Linked DNA regions of Homo sapiens: region 2 is linked to region 1. Evidence: chromatin loops called from intact Hi-C (ENCODE). Cell type or tissue: dorsolateral prefrontal cortex. All regions are shown on one strand. Each heading gives the region's core, and the rest is flanking DNA. Links, peaks and the distances in the headings are about the cores only.

Region 1 (6,458 bases), core at 580-5,579:
GGTGGGGCCCACCTGCCTTGCCTGGGAGGAGATGGGGTGGGTTCTTGTTGACTGATTAAGTTGTCCTGCCTTAGGTGATGTGCGATTTCAGCAATGCACATTCTGGGAAGGACAAGCTTGGGCCTAAGCACCCGATTAGGGCAAAGGCTGGGCTTATGCTGCAGGCTGCATGGATGCACAGCCAGGATTTCTAGAGCTGCTTCAGTCTCGTAGGGCCTCTGACAGGAGCCAGGTTCAAGACTGGCTCAGGGAGACACAGTAGACATAGCTGAGGGGTGCCAGGAGCTGGAAAAACTCATTCTGATGCATAAACAGGTCTAATAAAAGTAGGAGATGAATTTAGGGTTTGGCAGGAGACCAGAATAATTGAAAATGCCCTTTAAGAAGACAAAGCCAGTAAAACACTACGTCAAATTACATATGGCAGGTAAAAGCCTTGCCAGAAAGAATTGGGAGCTGGAGCAAGCTTGAACTTCTGGGGCAGAGAAGCCAGCACATGACCATGATGTGCAGAAGGCCAGGTGGCAGCTGTGTCAGGGCCAGGAAGCCCTGGAGGGGGGTGGTCTTGGAGAGGGGCCTCAGAAGCCCTGCAGAGTATGAAGACCGGACAGGTTTCCCTGGGGACATGGGGCTCTCCATGCTCACCTGTTCTCCCTTCTGCTCAGACGCCCTGATGCCTCATGACACACAGCCACACTGAAGGCTGCTAGTGGTCATGCCATGGGGTCCAGCTCAGATGGGGGCCCAGGTGCTTCCTTCCTCGGCCTTCGCTGCAGCATTGGTGGCAGCTCAAATCACACATGGGTTTGGAACTCCAAAAACCCAAAGTAAACCCTGAAGCTAGCTCTCCAGTCCTCCCAGGGGGTGTCATTCAGGACTCCAAGGAAGATTCTGAGGAAGGGGAGGAACAGAGGTCCTCCCCATGGGGTGACCTGGTGCCTCGTGCCTATCTCTGCGGTCCATTCAGATCCCAGGATGGCCTTGTATGTGGACTGCCAAATTCAGCCACTCTGTGACTCCATGGGACCATCCTGTTCCTTCTGATTTGTTCTGGCTCTGCAGACCCCACTTTCCCATCTATGGTTTCTTTCTGGTGCCTGCAAGGCGGACATGCCTCATTCCCTCCAGGAAAATCCAGACCCTCTTCCATCCTGCACTTTGCTTGATTGGGAATCGCATGCAGCTCATACTTGTGCATCTATTTAATAAGATAGAGTTGTTGCTTTTTCTCCTGCAAAGGTGTGGAACGGAAGCTGTGGGTCTCATGCTGGAAAGCAGGCTTGGCTGGCCCAGCCCTTCTGGCTTTCTGTCATTGTTTGCACCTCGGTGTCTTGCTGGGCCCAGACATCCACCCCTCACTGGGCTCTCATCCAAGCACAGGAGAGGGAAGGGCCAAAGAACAAGGAATCTCTGGGGCCGCAGTACTTAGGATGGTTATATTTCCACAGAGGAAATGCCAGGAGAGGTGGCCCTGGAGCTTGAGGCCCTTATGAGGTGCAGGAGGCACAGCGAGCAGAGCTCTGGGCACCAAGCGCTGTGTTCAGAGGAAACAGCTGCATCCCAGCCAAGACCAGAGTAACAGTTGTGTTCCCAACTGAGAAAATGGTAACTAGATGCACGGTTAGGGCCTGTAATTAATTCTGCACCTAGATAAATAATCAGATGAAGGTCTGTCTGGGTAGGACACTGGAAGCAGGAGGTGCTGTGGACCCGAGGAAAGGTTCTTGGGTGTGGCGTGAAGGGGTGGTTAGATCCTGCCTTCTGGAGCTGAGCTTGGACTTCTGGCCCCGGTCCAGCTCTGTCATTGGCAGTCTAGTCCCGCTTTTCCTTCCCATGGTTCCGGTGCACAGGTGTTTCTGGCTGGCGCCAGTCCCGAGGTGCTCTGCTGATTCCGAGAAGCCGGCAGGCGGCAGCCACTGTGGTCAGGGCAGCACTGCCGTCTTCATCTGGGCGTCCTCATGCACCTGCTGTCAGCAGGCCCTCCTACCCTGACCCTGGAGGACAATCTGGGAGCCTCGGAGCCTTTCTGAAAGGTGGACGCATGGAGAGGAAAACCTGGCTTCAAGCCTCACCGGCCCAATAGGAAGGCTGATGCAGATGCTGTCTCCACCTGGCAGGCTTCCTGTGCCCAGCGCTGGTGCCCTGCCCTGGCCTGGCAGTGTGTGGGAAGCAGTGATGAGGCACCCAGCATGCTGAGCCCCTAGAAGGAAGGCGACTTTGGTCCAGGGAATTCGGCCAGTTTATGTCCTGGCTCCAAGGAGCTTCAGTTCCCAGCTCTCTCTCTCTCTCTCTCTCTCTCTCTCTCTCTCTCTCTCTACCCCTCCCTCCCTCCCTCCCTCCCTCTCTCTCTCTCTCTCTCTCTCTCCCCTGATCTCTAGGCCATGCTCCAGGCAGCATCTGTCCTGCCCTGTCTTTGTTCCCCTGCCCCAGAACCTTGCACACACAGATGGACGGAATGCACAGAGGAGAGAATGAATGGTTGCTTAATGTGAGGGGAAGCCAGGCAGCCAGCGACATGTAAAGCTGGAAGAGAACCTACAGAGGGTTCTCCTGAGTCCCTCAATTTGTCTGAAGGGGCCCCTCTTCCATGTTTGCTTGAGGAAGGGGCTGGGAACTTTGCCTGTGTTGACAGGGATCTCCTGGGAGCTGGGGTGTGGGGTGGGCAGATCCTAGCTCATGGCAGGCAGGCATTCAGTGTCACCCCTGCATTTGCCAGAAGGTTCCCCTCCTCTCCTGAGTCCTCAGGCTGTCCCCGTGGCATCTTCCAGGATCCACATATGAATGATGACTCATGGGTGTCTTTCTCCCTGCTTCTAGGGATAGTTTTAGGCTTGGGGAGGGGGTGGAATCCCACAAGAACAGATGGACGCTGCCTCCTTTGCACCTACCCCGTGGCTGTGTCTGAGAGCTTCCATTTTCTCCAGGAGGACAGGTGGCAGAGAACCATCCAATCCCCTCTGCAAGTGTAGCACTTGTTTGGAATTCAGTTCTATATCAGGTGGTGCGTCTCGCCAACTCTTCAAAAATCAATGAGCTACAAGGCCTTACATTAGAACAAGTCTCTTGGAAATTCAGTGCTGAAATCCCTTTATGCACCAATTCTCTCAGAAACCTGAGTCAGATAGTCACAGTTCTCCGTGTAGCCTATTTTTATGTCCAGTCTCTTGGAAATTTAGCACATAGTGGGAACTCAAACATTTTGCTTAATAATTGTAGGACTGTTAATTTCTGTGCCAGACTAAAGACAAGCTATTTAAAGACCCTCTATGTATGGGGCTTAAAGAGCTTAAAGACATGATTCTGTAGAAACATGATTCCATGGAAACAATGTTGGTTCTATGTTTGCCTCTAACATGTCACATTCTTTTGTATTTTAATGTTACTTCTCATGTTGTATTGACCAGGTGCAGTTTCATCTTCTGAATCCAAGAATGGAAGCACGATGGGACTTGAGCATCCAGGACTACCCACTCAGGAGAGCATATGACCAGCCCCTCAGAGCCTCTGGGGTCGAGGCAGGTGTGTCACCTTCCAGCCCCATAGTCAGTTCCTGTGGCTCCTTTGCCCATGGGCTGTGCCATTATTATGCCACATGACTGTGCAGTTGCTTTGTGCCTGGGGTGTTTGTCAGAAAAGATTCCCAGGGCAGGTGGGTGTGAAGACAGCATCCTCCCTTGGCCGAGGTGACACCCTCCAGGCTGGGGACAGAGTCTGGGAGAGTAAGGAGCACTTGCTTCTTTCTCTGGGAAATGTGCTGTGTGTCCCGACAGGGCGTCCTGGTTCTCCCCTTTGCCCTCACACTCTTTTCCCACAGTGAGTCCTGGTACACTCTTGCTCAGAGCCTGCAGTGGGATCCACCATCCCTGCAGTGGCCCCCAAGGGCTCCAAGAGCCAGCAGGACCTGCCTTGACCTTCCAGTCTCACTTCTGTCCACTCTCTGCTTTCCTCTCGCCAGTCCAGCCTGACCTCCTCGCTGTCCCTTCAGCACCCAGGCACAGCCATGCCTCAGGGCCTTTGGATGTGCGGTTTGCCTGGAGCACTCTTCACCCAGTCATCTGCTTGGCCAATGTCCTTGGCACCTTCTCTTTGGCACACCCAACACTGCAGAGCCTCCCCTCTCCAGCCCACACTCAGGACCCATGTATCTGACTCTGCTTTCTTTCCTTCCCATAACACTTACAGTCGTGTAACATACAAGTTGTTTACTCTTCTGTTCTGTTGTTGTTTGTGAGTTGTTGCCGGTTTTGCTCCCCAATATCCTGAGCACTCAGCAGTGTCTGCCCGGCTTTGGCTCAGATGGAGCATGATGTGTGGATTTGGGTTTGTTGCATCTTCTCAGTTCAAATAAAACTGACAAATGGCAGCATTCTTCAGCAGACATCCAGCATAGCTTTATCAATTTCATGTATTTCTGCTTCTGTCTTTATTATCTTGTGCATTCTATTTTCCTAAGGTTTATTCTGTTTTAAAAGAATATGTTTTCTTAAGTTCATTCATTCTCAGACTTCCTGCTTTTCTAAAACAGCCCTAATATCATGTAACCACTCTTAGAACCTTTTTGTTGTATTCTACAGGTTGTGACAGGTACTCTTAATGATTATTCAATATTAGGTACTGTTATTTATAAATTATTTAGAAATACTTGGTGAGTCATTGTTACCTCCTTTTTCCTGTTTTAGAGGTCATGACTTCTGTATTCTTTGATACAGCCTAGCATTTACAGCCTGCATTCCTCACTTATCAAAGTCTGATGTTAACTGGTGATTTTATATGTGGGCACTCTCTTTTCCAAATATATTTTAAAAATCTTTTAATCATTGATTTTTCACTTAATTGTATTGCGTTTAGAAAATATGGTGTACAGTACTAAGTTTTGCAATCTTTTGAGACTTGCTATTTAGTCCAATGCATAAGCAATATTTGTAAATGTTGTCTGTGATCGTATAAGAAATAAATCCCACCAATTAATGGGTGCGTGTTCTGCACATACCTGTCAGTTCACATTTGTTAGTTGTGTCATTTATGTCCTTGCTAACCATTTTTGTCTTCTTGACCTATCAGTGATGGTGGCTTTATCAACCTCTTATTGCAATCCTGCAAATCTTTGCTTTACATATTTAGAAGTTATTAGTTGCGCACAAGTTTAGAAACACTATATCTTCCTATGTAGTGATCTTTTTCTCCCATATGATGTTTTTTGCCCTAAAGTCTATTGCTATAGCTGCAGTAGTTTTTGTGATTAATAATTGCCTGGTATATCTTTTTTCTATTATTTTCTTTATGGGGTGTATATTTTAAAGTTTTGGACATATCTCTTTATAACAGCATATAATGAGATTTTGCTTCTAATCCAGACTGACCATATTTGTATCTTAAGTAAAGAGTTTTTAATCCATTTACCTTCATTGTGACTATTGATGTGTTTGAGCTTATTTTTGCCACCAAATCATATTTTACATATTTTATTAGTTTTGTTCCTTCCTCCTCCATTCTTTCCCTTTTTGGGAACAAGTGGCAAAGACAGTTTTTGAACTCAGATTTCTCCAACACCAAAGGCTGTATTCTTTCAACCTCTCCACTGTGGGACTATGAAAATCCCCAAGTGGCATTTCTATTTCACATCTCAATTTTATGCCGGAGATTAACTGCATGTTTTTCTATTTCCTATTTCTCGACCTATCTGTTTGAATAAACATCTGAATGGTTTTATAGATTGGCTTCCTTGGTGCTTCTCAGATATCCCCCCATTTCCCTACAGGGTCTGTTATGCTTTTTTCTCAAATACCTATGAGGAGTTCTCACTTCTTTACCCCTTCTAGTTTGGCTTAAATGCTGTCTTTTTACTGGAGCTCCCTTGGCCCTCTTAATCAAAATATCAAAACCCTCCACCCTTGCCATTCTTATCCCTGTCCTGCTTGACTCCTTGGAGGATGAGTGACTGCAGGCACCACCCCATGCTCAGAGGCTCTGTCGGGAGCCTGCGCCTCATACCTCACCCCGTGCTGAACTTCTTCAGGATGGCATTTGGCCTCCACTACACAGGATGAGTCTTCTGGGTAAATATTTTTTTCAAGTGTGGCGGCTCACTTTTTAAAACAATGAGTGAATATGGCTTTTTCACATGCTAGCGTTTTTCTCTGTTGTTTTCTTCGTCTCGTCCTTTTCACCTCTTCCCCCTTCCCCAAAAGCATGCACTGTGCAGTGTCCCCATCTCCTGCCCATCAAAACTCATGACCTTTATTCATATGATGGTGCTTCAGAAATGCCCTTCACCTCCCTGCCCAACTGTGCAGCTCCCTCTGGGTGAAATATTGACTTCAATGGCCTCATGTTCTTTACATTCTCCAAAGTTTGTCATCTTTGTTAAACAATGAAAGCAGCTTCTTGATGTTTCTCTCCTTAATGATTGCAAGAGAGAATGATGCTGTTATTTCCCAATTGTTGCTGCCAGGGAGACA
Region 2 (6,458 bases), core at 1,023-6,022, 140 kb after region 1:
CTTGACAATGGCCATTCCTTTTTTTGTTTGTTTTCAGTAGCAATCACATTCACAGATATTCATCCAATGACATTTAAAAACATACAAATTCCAGGCTGAGTGTGGTGGTTCATGTAATCCCAGCCCGTTGGGAGGTCAAAGTGGGGGTATTTCTTGAGTCCAGGAGTTTGAGACCAGCCTAGGCAACGTTGTGAAACCCAGTCTCTATTTAAAAAAAATACAAAAAATTCACCGGGCATGGTGGTACATGTTTGTAGTCCCAGCGTCTCGGGAAGGGGCTGAGATGGGAGAATCGCTTGAGCTCAGGAGGTGGAGGATGCAGTGAGTCCTGATGGTGCCGCTGCACTCTAGCCTGGGTGACAGAGTGAGACCCTCTGGAGACAGTCTCCAAATAAATAATAAATAAAACAATTTCTATTTTTACCTTATACCACATTGCTGTTCTTAATATATATATGCAAACTTGTCAGTTATATTCCCTTTTTTAAAAAATCCGATTTTGCACCTGCAGCATCCATCTTGGTTTTTCTGTCCTTCTCAGCCCTGCACTGTCACTGGGGTGACCAGCTTTGGTATGAGTTGACAGTGCAGCTTTGAGCTGGCTGCTTTTCCTCTGTGACTGAGAGGTGAGCCGTGCCCGCTTCACTTGGGCAACTCATTCACCTCCACTTTTTAGGACTGCGTGAGGCTAAATGATGCAGTGTTTGGAGGGAACACTCTCTCGGACACTGGATGACTGGATGTTAGTCCCAGCTTGGCCATTAACTAGCTGTGGCCTTGGTCAAGGCATTTAACCCCTCCAGGTCGCAGCAGTTTCTAAGATGCTTCTAGGATAGCCCTGGATTTCTGCCAAGAAGTCTTGACTACACAGAGGAGTCTACAGATAGTTGAGGGGTGTTCTGGGGCTGGGGAGACTCGAAGGGAGCCAGGGTGGTCTACACCAGCCAACTAGGTGGGTGCAGCCCACTGCCTCTGCCCTGCTGTGGTGACTGAGGCTCTTGGTGACACCTGTACACCTTTTACTGCTGGACCTTTGACTGGTGCCTGCTGGCAGAGCACCTGCTCTGCTCTTTGCCTGTTCTGTTTCTGGCATCACCTTCCCCCTTCCTTCCTTGATTTGAAATTTAGGACTTTAGTGACTTGATCTGTATCACATCTAGGAATATCAGCATTTTAGAAGGGTCTTCTCTGTGGCAGAAGTCTGGAGAGCCCACATTTTGCTGGGGTTTTCTAGGTGAGCAAGAGGCTTCATGAAGAAGATCCAGTGGCTAGGTGGGACCTCTGAGGGCTGATGTCTCTGAATGAGAGGGTTGTCTTTATGGGCCTATTCTTTCTGTCTCTCCAATGCCACTGCTTTTCACAGGGAAGAGGCTGTTAGAGTGGAGGGAGGGGACGTGGAAGGGACTTGAAGAAAATGTAGCTCTGAAGGGAAGGAATCGTAAATTACCATGTGGCTTGTAATTACCATATGAGACACACCACAGAGTGCTGGGTTTCTTGCTCGCTGTTCACTCCTCTGTTCACTATGTATTTGGCATCTATGCTGCATGTAGTTCCATGTGGGATTCTGTAGGAGCTGTACCAAGACCCCTCTTCCCAGCCAATGTACCCTCCTCAGCTGCTGGAAGGGTGGGCTGCTGAGGCTGCAGCAGCCTGCCCTCCCCGGGCCCTGCCCGTGGCTGCAGGGAACTGCCTTGCAGGATCCCCCACAGGGAAAAGGTCAAGCAATGACTTCCCATGTGCAGGGGAAAATTCTCAGGAGCCTCTTGGATGGTATGCAAGGCCTCAATTGCAACTTGTGATTTCCTACTGCGCCCCAGGCAGAACCTAGGTCTGTTGACATGATCAATATAGATTTTATCTTATAATAATGATATAGCAGTTAAAAAGAAATTATTTAGGCAGATAGCGAGGGTAAGAGAGTCCTTGGTAAGATTTTCCTTTTAATGAAAAGCAGCCCCCAAATCACTTCTTTTCTAACAAAGAGCAGCCTGTAAAATTGAGCTGCAGACATAGATAAGCTGGAAGCTTGCATGGGTGAATGCCAGCAGCTGTGCCAATAGGAAAAGGCTACATGGTGGCCAGGCAGGTTCAACATGGCACTCCATCATCTCCTTTCCTTGTCAACCACGTGCACAGTAAGGAGCAGACAACATGGCACTGGCCAGGTAGAGACCCCATCTGCATAGTAAAACATTAGGGAGAGGTGGCCAGCTTCTTTGTGTGCTATGTAAATGGCACACCTGGTCCAACCAATCTTTGGGCCCTATGTAAATCAGACACTGCCTCCTCAAGCCAGTCTATAAAACCCCATGTACTTTGCCATGGACTAGAAGACCCACTCAGGTGCCCCTCTCTCTCTGCAGGAGAGAGAGCTGTTCTCTTTTCTCTTTCTTTTGCCTATTAAACCTCCACTCTTAAATACACTTCTTGTATGTCCATTTCCTCTATTCCCTTGGCACGAGACAATGAACCTTGGGTATTTACCCCAAACAATGACGCAGCTTCAATAATAGATGAAAATCACTTCCAACTTATGCATGATGAAAAGAAGTTAAGCTTTCTCATGAAAATTGAAGTACCCTATTTGCAGCCCAGTCTCATATACCGGCAAATATGGATATAAACTTTCACCAAAAACTACATTTGATTGGAACATTGTTCATAGAGCCCCCCCAAAGTCCAGACAACAGTGAACAAGCAGTGTTGGAAAGACAGCTGGGTCAACGACAGTCATTGTTATGCAGGTATTTCATGAATGCTAAAGACAATAACTACAAAATTTCCAGAATATTGGAAAGTATTGTCAGTGAAAACATTGAGATACAGAAAGTGTGTTTACTCTCATGAGAATAAACTGGTGAGAGGGTCCCCACAGTGGTAGATGGCATGGTGACCGGGTGCTAGATGTGTGTGCATATGCAAATGGCTGAGTGTGGAGGAAACTGGAAGGGCAGTCGAGGTGGTTAACATAGGTTAACTGTGTGGCCGTGAGATCCACCCTCAACACAGAAGGGGAGAAAAGGGTGCTCTGAAAAACAAGAGGCATGTGTGAATAACTGCACTGTTACAAAACTACGTGTTTTGTGATGTGAATGTAATTGTAAAAAAAGCTTATAAAAAGGTACTCCTTTAGTCGGCCTCCTCATCAAGAAAAGTCTCCAGTTTAGAAACTTAAGTATTTAATAAGAAAGATGAGAACTGGAGGCAAGACCCAACCAGCACAGAGACCCTTGGTGTCCGCTGGGATAAGGTGCAATGTCCCTGAATCTGCAGTGAGCTTTTATCATAGCAATAGGTTCTCTTCTTTAGAATCACGGGCGGGAAATTATGCAAGATGACCAGGAATGAAGAGCGCGTTCGGAAAGGCAGAAAGTTATAAAATCTGTGAATGATAAGAGGAAGCTGCTTTGGTCAGAGGTTCTGTGAAGCATGAGGAGATAGGTGTAGAAATAAAAAGTTAGCAGTGGATTTTGTGACAGGACGATGGGGCTCTTCACTGCATGGTTTCTCCTCCTCTGCACACCCAATTCTTCGTGTGTTCATGAGTCACCACCGTGAAGCCAGCACCTGGGCCCACGGCCCAGCAGGAGACAAGTGAGGTCTTCACTGCCTTTCCTTCCCAAGTCTTGGAGGCTTCCCGCTGGCAGGGTGAGGAGTGGGCAGAAGCCCGTGCTGTCCCCAGCTGCGCCCCCTCAGAACAGGCAAGGAAAGCTGCTGAGTCACACTGCCAGGCTGCTCCTGGGGCTGCCGTGTGGGAGCTGCAGGATCCGATGATGCCTGGGAGACACTAGTGCAGGCTCTGTCTTCTGCTGAGTCACTGTGAGACACCGCACAACCAATGCTCAGCAGCTGTAAAGAACTGGACTGTAGTGCCCTGGAAGCTTCCCTCCAGCAACCACTGAAGATACTCCAGGACTCCTTTCTACAGCAAGAGGCACCACTGACAGCCAAGTCTGGCAGGAGGACATGTTTGCAGTAAAGCTCATGAACAGCAGACTAAAAACTGTGTCAGAAAAATAAGGTCTACAAATTAATAAAATGTGAACACCCAATACAAAATGGTAAATGTAGAACTAGAAATTTATACGGGAAATAAAAGCAGGAAAAAAAATAACACACATAAAGATGTTCAGCTTTATAGTAACCAATGAAACACAAACTGAAACTGACAATATCTTTTATTTTATCTATCAGATTGTTGAAAATGGAACACTGAGCTCAGGTGGGAAAGACAGGCATTCACATTTTGTTAATAGGAATGAAAACTGGTACGGACTTCTGGAGGAGAAGTTACAGTATGTAGCTAAATTTACATGTGAATAACCTTTGACTTGGTGGAATTTCACTTGTGGATATCCTATATTTGCAAAAGGAGAAGTTGAAAACAATTGATATGTCCATTTTTAGGGAAAACATTACTGTAATGAAATTATTGCAATTCATACATCAAAATGCTACAAAATCATTAAAAATGTCAATGCTGGTGTTTATATGCAGATACCAGAAGTATTTACATTATGTGAAAAAGCAAGCTGCATTGCACTTTGATGGTCTTCTACGTGTAAATCAAAACTGCCCACACACACATTGATAAAGGCACAGAAAGACGGGGTCCCCCTGGAGGAGGGGCTTTGAGAAAGGGGCATGGAGGAGAGGTTCAGTTTTCATGCTTTCTTTCTCCATTCTCTTCCTCCTCCTTCTGTTTTCCAAGTTGAGTACACTATATTTGAAAAGACAATGAATAAACAAATCCAGACATGTGTCTATGTGCTCTGCTGATAACGAAGGGAACCCCAGGCAGAGTTTGGCGGATGCAGGTGACCTGGGAGGGCAGGAGTGAAAAGGTGAGAGCGGCTGGTGCGGGTGTCACGTGCTGTGCCCACACCCCAACAACCCTGAACCACGGCCTCCCCTAGGTGCTGGGGCTCCTAACCAAGAGCCTGGTCCATTAGGACAGGCTGACTTCAGCATGTGTTACCTCAGGAGTCTCCACAGCAACCTCAGAGGGCATTCACACCCAGACTGCCAGCCCCGTCCCCAGAGCTTCCGAGTCAGCAGGTCTTGGGAGCTGACGAGACTTCACGATCCTAAAACGTTCCCAGATGACCCTGATGCTGCTGGTCCAGGGAACCAGCCCTTGCGAACTGGAAAAAAGGATGGAGGAATTGAATGCTGCCATTTCTTCCAGGGTGATCAACTAGAATCAAAAGGGGACCAACTTAGAGGGTTTCAACAAGGTTCTTTGGAACATTCCCCCCCGTGAACGTTACCAGTTAATATTGATCCATGTTTATTTCTGAGCCTCCCCTACACCTGCTCCCGTGCTGGGTGCTGGGACTCTGCCAGGCACGGATAAACCAGGAGGGGCACAGCAGGGGCATCACGCACTCCACTGTGGGCCTTCGGGCTGGGTGGTGTCAGGGAGGAAGGCACGTGCCAGAGAGGTGGGCAGTGGTGGCTCTGCAGCCAGCGAGGGCTCAGATCCTACGTCTGTACTCAGGACAGTAACATGTGCCTGAATGATTGCGGCCAGGACATTCTGGGTCTGGAGGCACTCTGACCAGAGGGACAGTTTCCAGGCATGCTTCCTCACTAAGTGTTTAGCATGGCAGTAAGCTTGCTGCAGCAAGCCACGTCATGTTCAGATTCGACACGGTCTGCCCATCGCCTCTGATTTTCCTCGGGGGAGGAGGTCTAGAACAGAGCACAAAGAACCACTGGAAACTATGGGAAAGGTTATTCTGTGATATGAAAGCCTGTGGTAACTTTATTGACCAAAACGAAAAAAAAAAAAAAACAAACTTCACATAATCTATGGCAGTACCCTCCAGAGCCTTCATAAAATAAGTTCATTTCAAGTTCTGTTTCAGCTTCTCGCGAATTTATTCCAGAAGGGAGGAAAACAGCTTGTCATCCCTGTGTCTGGAAGCCCCGATGGCCTTCCCTTGTTTCCTTGTAAAGCCACAATTATTTACAGGTCTCTTTATCCCTCCAGCTGGCACTAAATACTTGAAGGGAAGCAAGGCTTCCTGCTGTTTCCCCGCTCACGACAGCAGGGCCACGTTATCATCTTGTTACCTGGACTCTTGACAAAGAACAAGAAAAGGGACCCCTATGGTCCTGGGACCAGGGGTCTTGAAAAACTCTCATTGAAATGAGGCAGCCTGCTTTTTTTCACTGGTGTTATTATTAAATTAGGTGTGAACTCTGGCCAGATGTGGTGGCTCATGCCTGTAATCCCAGCACTTTGGGAGGCCGAGGCAGGCTGATCACCTAAGGTCAGGAGTTTGAGACCAGCCTGGCCAACGTGGTGAAACCCCATCTCTACTGAAAATACAAAATTCAGCCAGGCATGGTGGCATGTGCCTGTAATCCCAGCTACTCAGGAGGCTGAGGCACAAGAATCACTTGAACCTGAGGGGCAGAGTTTGCAGTGAGTTGTGATCGCACCACTG

What was found. Peaks named below come from ENCODE experiments on the same cell type or tissue, not always from the same donor. Only the 100,000 strongest peaks of a DNase experiment are listed, where the experiment ranks them.
Region 2: it touches region 1 in a loop (2.6-fold over the local background); 2 of 110 quality-filtered maps call a loop at or near these places.

Annotation. Positions count from the first base shown.
Region 1 is chr20:24,774,320-24,780,777 of GRCh38, reverse strand. No RefSeq gene overlaps it. Among named protein-coding and RNA genes, the nearest start is that of LINC02967, 140 kb to the left of the region's middle. In dorsolateral prefrontal cortex, for the core only: no CTCF peak of the experiment used is centred there; a DNase peak (open chromatin) is centred at 2,817.
Region 2 is chr20:24,632,294-24,638,751 of GRCh38, reverse strand. All of the region lies in intron 3 of SYNDIG1 (synapse differentiation inducing 1), which reads right to left. Among named protein-coding and RNA genes, the nearest start is that of SYNDIG1, 170 kb to the right of the region's middle. RefSeq lists enhancers at 1-165, 3,380-4,218, 3,100-4,299, 4,383-5,035. In dorsolateral prefrontal cortex, for the core only: no CTCF peak of the experiment used is centred there; a DNase peak (open chromatin) is centred at 3,721; H3K27ac peaks cover 2,095 bases.